Regions from separate parts of the Homo sapiens genome. Here region 2 is linked to region 1. Evidence: chromatin contacts called from ENCODE Hi-C or POLR2A ChIA-PET data. All regions are on one chromosome and are shown on one strand. Each heading gives the region's core, a stretch centred on a gene start or an enhancer-like site at or near the end of the contact. The rest is flanking DNA. Distances are from core to core; before and after follow the strand shown.

The links. A loop is a pair of places that touch in the nucleus more often than their neighbours do. ChIA-PET counts read pairs that join two places held with the same protein, here RNA polymerase II (POLR2A). Pooled maps may share reads with other maps.
Region 2: a loop to region 1 is called in a pooled map, with 16 times the contacts of the local background. The contact joins the promoter of LINC02688 here to the promoter of GATD1 in region 1. A Hi-C loop is called at or near these places in 1 of 168 maps with a recorded cell type or tissue (mammary epithelial cell), 1 of 37 single-sample maps with no recorded cell type and 9 of 50 pooled maps. POLR2A ChIA-PET finds 5 or more read pairs at or near these places in 3 of 52 experiments (CD4-positive, alpha-beta T cell, K562 and Panc1).

The regions. Positions count from the first base shown.
Region 1 is chr11:775,838-779,449 of GRCh38, reverse strand. GATD1 (glutamine amidotransferase class 1 domain containing 1) reads left to right here and starts at 1,963. Exons shown (of 8, transcript NM_182612.4): 1 at 1,963-2,051. The coding sequence starts at 1,988. It overlaps LOC124900301, which reads right to left and starts at 1,872. Exons shown (of 2, transcript XM_047427954.1): 1 at 1,755-1,872; 2 at 1-1,333. GATD1-DT (GATD1 divergent transcript) reads right to left here and starts at 1,872. Exons shown (of 2, transcript NR_126343.1): 1 at 1,755-1,872. RefSeq lists silencers at 1,463-1,562, 1,613-2,322, 2,333-2,542.
Region 2 is chr11:1,048,095-1,051,706 of GRCh38, reverse strand. LINC02688 (long intergenic non-protein coding RNA 2688) reads right to left here and starts at 1,827. Exons shown (of 4, transcript NR_160890.1): 1 at 1,745-1,827; 2 at 1-84. LOC124902605 reads right to left here and starts at 2,015. Exons shown (of 4, transcript XM_047427955.1): 1 at 1,933-2,015; 2 at 1,745-1,828; 3 at 1-84.

The sequences.
Region 1 (3,612 bases), core at 714-3,213:
TCCTCCATACTGCTGTTCTAACTTGGGGGAGGGGAAGAGGAATGGGGAGGGGGCTGCTGCAGACTCAGCCCTGCACCTGTGGCTGGTCCAGCTCAGCTCCATCAGGGACACCTTGGGGCCAGTGCAGGTGGGGCTGGGCAAGCAGGTAGACCTGCTCCAACCTGCCCCTCCTGCTCCCGGGTTTGAGGCCCACAGTGTGTGTCTGTGGGGGACAAGATCCTGTGCAGATCCAGAAAGCTCTCCAAGCGGCTAGGCCCAGCCTGTGGTGTGACCGCAGGCCTGCGAGGCTTCAGACACCTCCATCCACTAACACCCCCACCCACCTAACACTGGACACTCACTCAGCTCCGTCCTCTGCTCCCTAACCCAACTCTCGGCCTTGCCTGTACCAGGAGCTCCCAGCTCCCACTTCCCCTGTGGTGGGAGGGCTCTGTGTCAGGTGAGGCAGGGTGCACTGCTTGTCTGACGGGGGTCAGGGACCCTTCTCCAGGCTGGGCCAGGGGGAGCCAGAGGCCAGTGGCTTTTTTTTTTTTTTGAGAAGGAGTCTCAATCTGTCGCCCAGGCTGGAGTGCAGTGGCGCAATCTTGGTTCATTGCAACCTCTGCCCCCGCTGGGTTCACGTGATTCTCCCGCCTCAGCCTCCCAAGTAGCTTGGATGACAGGTGCTGCCACTGCTAATTTTTGTATTTTTCTTAGTAGAGACGGGGTTTCACCATCTTGGCCAGGCTGGTCTTGAACTCCTGACCTCGTGATCCACCCGCCTGGGCCTCCCAAAGTGTTGGGATAACAAGCGTGAGCCACCGCGCCCGGCGGAGGCCAGTGGTTTTCAGGGGGTGTGACCCACAGAATTCCTCACCTTGGCTGTTCCCAACCATGACGGTTCCCCTGGTTGGAGCAGAGGCTTGGTGGGACCTTCATACTGGCAGCAGGGGGCCAGGGACCTGGGCGGCCCGCTCGCCTGCTGGCTCTGTCTCAAGCGCCCTTTTGGCCTCAAAGGGTGCCTGCCTGTCTGCCAACCACTCCACGTGGTCTCACCCCCTCCAACTACAGTCTAAGGAAAAACTGCTTCAGGCCAGGCGCGGTGGCTCACGCCTGTAGTCCTCGCACTTTGGGAGGCCAAGGCAGGCAGATCGCTTTAGATCAGGAGTTCGAGACCAGCTTGGACAACACAGTGAGACCCCCTCTCTACCCAAAACACAAAAAAATTAGCTGGGCGTGGTGGAGTGTGCACCTGGGGTCCCGGTTGCTCAACAGGCTGAGGTGGGAGGATCGCTTGAACACGGTAGGCAGACGCTGTAGTGAGCCGAGATCACGCCACTGCACTCCAGAGGCCCTGTCTCAAAAAAAAAAAAAAAAAAAGAAAAACTGCTTCAATTCTCCTCACCAAAGCCAGCACGCCCGAGGTGTCCCCATCTCAGGAAGTGACACTCCGTCCTCCCAGGAGCTCAGCCCGACGCCCCACAACCCTGCAGGCCTCCCCGCGACGCCCCCGTCCTGGGCCGGCGGAGCCCACCCCGCCTCCTGGACCCCGCCGTCCCCCTCCTAGTCTCCGGGGACACCCGGAGCTTCTGACCCCGCAGCCCCCCGGTCTCCCCTGCTCCTCGGGTGTGGCCACCGGAACACCACGGGCACCTTCGCGCCCCGACACCGCCGCCTGGCTCTGCTGATGCCCGCGCCCCCACCCCAGGCCAAGAGCCCTACCCCGCGCGCGCTCAGACTGCGCATGCGGCCGGGGAGGACCCTCGCGACCCTACCTATTGGCCCCTGCCAGGCTCGGATGCCGAACCCGCCGGGGCCAAAGCAGGCGCGACCTGCGACCGCCCGGGCGCGCGGAGCGGCGGGCAGCCCAGCCGACCCGGACCGGGTACGAACGCGCAGGCGCCCAGTCCCACCCGGCTCCGCCCCCGGCCGCCAGGGCACGTGACCCGCGAACTCCCGGGCGCGCCCAGACGCCGCGCACGCGCAGACCCAGCGCCGAGCCCGAGCCATGGCGTCCGAGCGGCTCCCTAACAGGCCCGCCTGTCTGCTCGTGGCCAGCGGCGCCGCCGAAGGTGAGGCCCGGCGGCCGGGGCCAGTGTCCGAAGAGCGTCCGCGAGGGGGCTGCCCGGGGCGGGAGGTTCGGGACACGGTGGGCGCGCGTCACGTGGCGCCGGAGGCCGAGGCCGCTGGGGGCGCCGGGCAGGGGCCGGGGGAGGGCGGAGCGGGGTCGGTGTCGGGATGGAGCTCGGGGCGGGGACGGGGGCGGGGGTGGGGTCGCGGGTTGGTGGGATGGAGCTCGGGGCGGGGTCGGGGGGTCGTGATGGATCCCGGCGCCGCGTCGCTCCTCCGAGTCTCGTCTGCCCGGCGAGGCGGCCCGGGCCCGACGTTTCTAGCGGAGGGAGCCGCGTGCCTGGGCCTGGTCTCTGAGGCCGCTGCGCTGCGAGAGGGGAGCCCGGGTGTGGGGAGGGGCCATTCCGGGAGTTGACCCAGCTCTGAGGTCGGGCGGCCGCGGGGACCCTGACCTTCTGAGCCACCGGCTTCTGAGGAGACCCGGAGCCCCCTCCTGGAGAAGGCGCCCCGCGGCCCCCGTCCTGGGGCAAGGGTACCAGGGCAGTACTGGCCTGGGGCTCACGCGGGTCGGAGCGCAGCGGGGTGCGTCCCCTGGCGCTGAGCCTGCAGGGTCTCAGGGCAGCAGGGGAGGGATGAGCAGCGGAGCACGAGGGTGCCTGGCCTTGTTCTGAGCCTTTTGGAGAGGGAAGTGAGCAGCCCAAGGTCACCGCACCACGGAGAGGTGGGGGCCGGGGTTGCGACCCAGGGGTCTGCCTCTTGAAGTCTGTAGCTCCTCAAGTGTGGACGGGGAGATGGGGCTGTGGGGTTGTGGCGTCACGATGTGCTGAGCTCCAGGGGTCCTGAGTGATGCCCCCAGACTGCGGGTGGGAGGAGCCTCGAGTGGGGTTCAGTCCTGGGGGGGTGGGTTGGGGCTTGTTTCCAGAGCAGGTAGGCGTGAGGAGGTCCGGCATGTTGAGGACGTGGGGTCTTAGCGCCAGCAGGCTGGGGGCAGCACTTCAGGAGGCCGGAAGGGCGGGCAGCTGGGGGAACAGAGCCTGCGGCAGTCTACTGGGCACTTTGTTTTTCCTCGATAAGTGGACATTTTACAGTGAATATGTATTAACTTATATAAGAATGAAGAGTCTGGGCGCAGTGGCTCACGCCTGTAATCCCAGCACTTTGGGAGGCTGAGGCGGGCGGATCACGAGGTCAAGAGATCGAGACCATTCTGGCTAAAACAGTGAAACTCCGTCTCTACTAAAAGTACAAAAATTAGCTGGGCGTGGTGGCACCCTCCTGTAGTCCCAGCTACTCGGGAGGCTGAGGCAGGAGAATTGCTTGAGCCTGGAAGGTGGAGGTTGCAGTGAGCCGAGATCGCACCACTGCACTCCAGCCTGGCGACAGACCGAGACTCCGTCTCAAAAAAAAAAAAAAAAAAAAAAAAAGAATGAAGATAAAAATGAAGCTGAGGGATTGGGCCCCAGAGTTAAAATAAATGTAGAGAGATACAGCTCACGCTACTTTGGAATAAACTTGTAAGTGCTCTCCGGCAGGCAGGGTGGGCGGGGCTGTGTCCTTCCCCTG
Region 2 (3,612 bases), core at 578-3,077, 270 kb before region 1:
TTGTGGCTGCAGAGGGACAGAAACCAGGCCCAGCTTCCTGCTGGGGGGGTCACCTCTCCCCAGGGGTCCAGGACACCGCTGCATCTGAAAATGAGCAGGAAAGGGGTGCTCAGTGCAGCCTCAGGGCCTTGGGGACCCCCTTGGATCTTGCCAGCTCCCGAAATGCAGAGAGAGAGTCGGGCAGTGGGGCCAGGGCTACAGCCCCCATGTCTCCTCAACGTCTGCCTGGCTCTGTCTACCTCAGGGAACCAGGGCTCCTCATACCGGACCTGGCCTCTACCCGCCCAGGGCGCTTGGAGCAAAGACTGTGGTCCCAGGTTCCCCGACAGTGGAAGCTTCCCTGCCCAGCCCAAGCCGTCTGCAGCCAGACCAGAGGCTGGTGTGGCACCATGGAAGGTTCCGGAGGGCGAGAGCCGTGATGCTGTAGCCCGCCAGCAGGTGGCACCTGGCACCCGCACCACAGCCCGGAGGAGGGCTGGGCAAGGCGTGTGCTCAGGGCCGTGTGGCCCAGGTGTGTGCCTGCGTGTGCCTGCATGTTGGCAAGTCCGGTGCCCGGGTGGCTCTCAGGCATCTTGGGGAGAACAGTCAGCCCACAGCCGGGCCAGAGCCCTCTGGCCCCATTGATGGGAGGCTCTGGGACAGACAGCACTGAGAAGGGAGAGAAGCTGGGCAGGTGGGGCAGGTGGGGCCACCGGGCAGGCGTGAGGGTGACCCTGCCAAGTGGCACAGGGACGATCTGAGTCCTGCAGGGCCCGGCAGCGCCTGAATAATGGGAGAAGCTGTGTGAGCCGTGCACGGGCGGGACAGCAAGGCGGGCGGGCGTGGGTCCTGTACACACGGGTGTGGGTGTGGCTGAGCGACCACTCGCCCTCTCACATCCCCTGCAGTGAGCGTGGGGGCACTGGCCCCTCATTTCCCAGCCCCGCTGGGCCCACCTCCTGCCTGGCCCTCCCAGGGACTGACGTGTGGCCACCTACCCCTCGAACCGCAGGGGTTGCCTGTCCCCGCCTCTGTCCCTGCACCTCAGGCCCATCCCCGCCCTTGTCCCCGCACCTCGGGCCTGTCCCCGCCTTTGTCCCCGCAACTCAGACCTTTGGTGACACCTGTGGGCTCAGGCGCCACATGGGGCCCAGGACACTGGGGCCGCAGCACATCGGGGAGGGGAGGCTGCAGTCTGGGCCCAAGGGCATCCAGCCTCTCCACTCCCTCCCCGGTGACCTTGGGCAGGCTGCCCCCTCTCTGTGCCTGTTTCCTCATCTACGTGGGTACAGAACCCGTCTCCACCTGCAGTAAATCCAGTGATGGCGGGAGTGTCCCGCCAGCTGCACTCTAGGACCCGTTCGCTACAAGGATTGCACTGGGGGATGCCCTGTCCCCAGCTGGCCCGGCTCTGTCATGGCCTGGACCCTCCCTGCCTGGGCACGTCTGACCCAGAGAGAGGGAAGGCCACCAGGGCAACCCCAGAGGCCTGTCCAGCTCAGAGCCAGCCCCTCCTGCACCAGGGTCCCCTGAGATTCACCCTGACAGGCAGCAGGAAGGCAGGGTGCCTGGTGGCCTCCTTCCCCCAGGGATCTGGGGAGGGTCTGGGCTGGGCTCTTCTTTGACAGGCCGCCCGGGCCCCACCTCAGGCCTGGAGGAAAGTGGAGGGGTCCACACCGTGGCCGACCCTGGGACTGGAGACACATGGGCACCAGGACACGCGAGGCCCATGGGGGCCAGGGAAGTCCCCAGAATCCCCACTCACCACTCTGGGGTGGGAAGAGGCAGGGCCAGCCTGTCGACATGCATCTCCTGCTGTCCAGAGAATGCTCCCGACGTCCCCATTTTCCTACAGAAGAGGACATCCTTGCTGGGAAGCCGGTGGCTGCAGCCAGTCAATGGTGACTCCCAGAAGGTTCCAGGCCCCGCCCAGCCAGAACCCCAGAGCCAGACCTGGGGCCACAGGGCATGACGCAGCTCTGCCTATACAGGGACAGGCAGCTGCCCACGGCCATGGGCACAGGCTTTGAGGAAGCGACAAGGCTCTTGCACCAGCAGATTAAAATGCTGCCAAGCGGAAGAGTCTGTCAAAGCTCTCAAGGAGCAGCTGGTTCAGGGCCAGCAGGTGCTGGGGTGGTAGGGGGGCCCCTTGGCTGCTGTGACGGTGCCTGTCCCTGGCTCCCAGCCCGGGAGCCCCAGCAGTGCCTTGTACAGCCGGCCCAGACATGCAAAGGGCCAGAGCCCGGCACGCGGCAGTGTTGACTGTCATCATTGTTATTGCCATCATCATCATCATCATCATCATTGCTATTATTATATTATCATCAGGAAACTCACCTACATTCTGCAGGCTGTGGGTGAGGCCAAGGAGCAGAGGGCTGGGGGTTGATGTGGGCCGGCAAGGTCCAGGCCAGGAGGGTTCATCCCAGGGATGCCAAGACCCAGCAGAAGGTTAGCAGGGGAGGAGAGACCCTTACCCCAGGGTGACCCCACGGCGGGGGCTGCATGTGGGCACCAACTGGAGGCCTGCGGGAGGCAGGTGTGGCTCGGAGGCTCTTTGGCAAGGTGGGAGCCGGGGGTCCCTTAAGAAGTCCACCTTAAGAGGTCCTCCAGAGTGACCCAGGGAGAACCATTCTCCAACCCACCCACTCCTGGATCTCAGGCTCCCAGGACGCAGAGAGACTCTGAGCCATCTCCCGGGTTGTGCTGCTTGGTTATGGTGGCCCCAGGAAAGCGAATCAAGAGTTGCAGCAATGCTGCCCAGCCCCACGAGCAGGGAAACCAGAGCCAGGAGGTGGCGATAGGGACTGCGGGTGGGTGGACCGCGGGGCTGGGGTGTGTTCTCTTCCTGCTACTCTTCTACATTTTTCCAGGTTTTATTTAGTGACTATGTTCCACTCTGTATTAAAGTATCAAGATTCCATTTCATCAAGGACTAGCATTTTTAGCAAAGAGAGTAGCAGAGGCCAGGATTTAGCAACTAAAAAACTCCAGGAAATATGGGAAACAACATCTGTCAAGACGGTGGACATCAGGCGACGAAGAGAGTGGTCCCAGAGAGACAGCGGGTCCCTCCAACCTGGCTGCTATCCGGAAACGCCATGGCCTGAGCGGCATAAAAGCAACAGACACGCATCTCCACGGCTGCAGAGGACGGGACGTTCAAGATCCACACTCTGGCAGATTCGATGTCTGGTGAGGCCACTCCCTGGTTCACGGACGGCACCTTCCCACTGGGTCCCCTTCGCCTCTGGTAGAAGGGGTGGGAGAGCTCTCTGAGGTCTCTTTTTTTTTTTTTTCGAGACAGGGTCTCACTCTGTCACCCAGGCTGGAGTGCAGTAGCACAATCTCGGTTCACTGCAAGCTCACTTCCCAGGTTCGAGTGATTCTCCGCCTCAGCCTCCCGAGTAGCCGAGATTACAGGCGCCCACCACCATGCCCAGCTAATTTTCATATTTTTAGTAGAGACAGGGTTTCTCCATGCTGGCCAGGCTCATCTCGAACTCCTGAACTCAGGTGATCCACCTGCCTCGGCCTCCCAAAGTGCTGGGATTACAGGCGTGAGCCACCGCGCCCGGCTCTGGGATCTCTCCTGTAAGGACACTAACCCCATTCTTGAGGGCTCTGCCACCT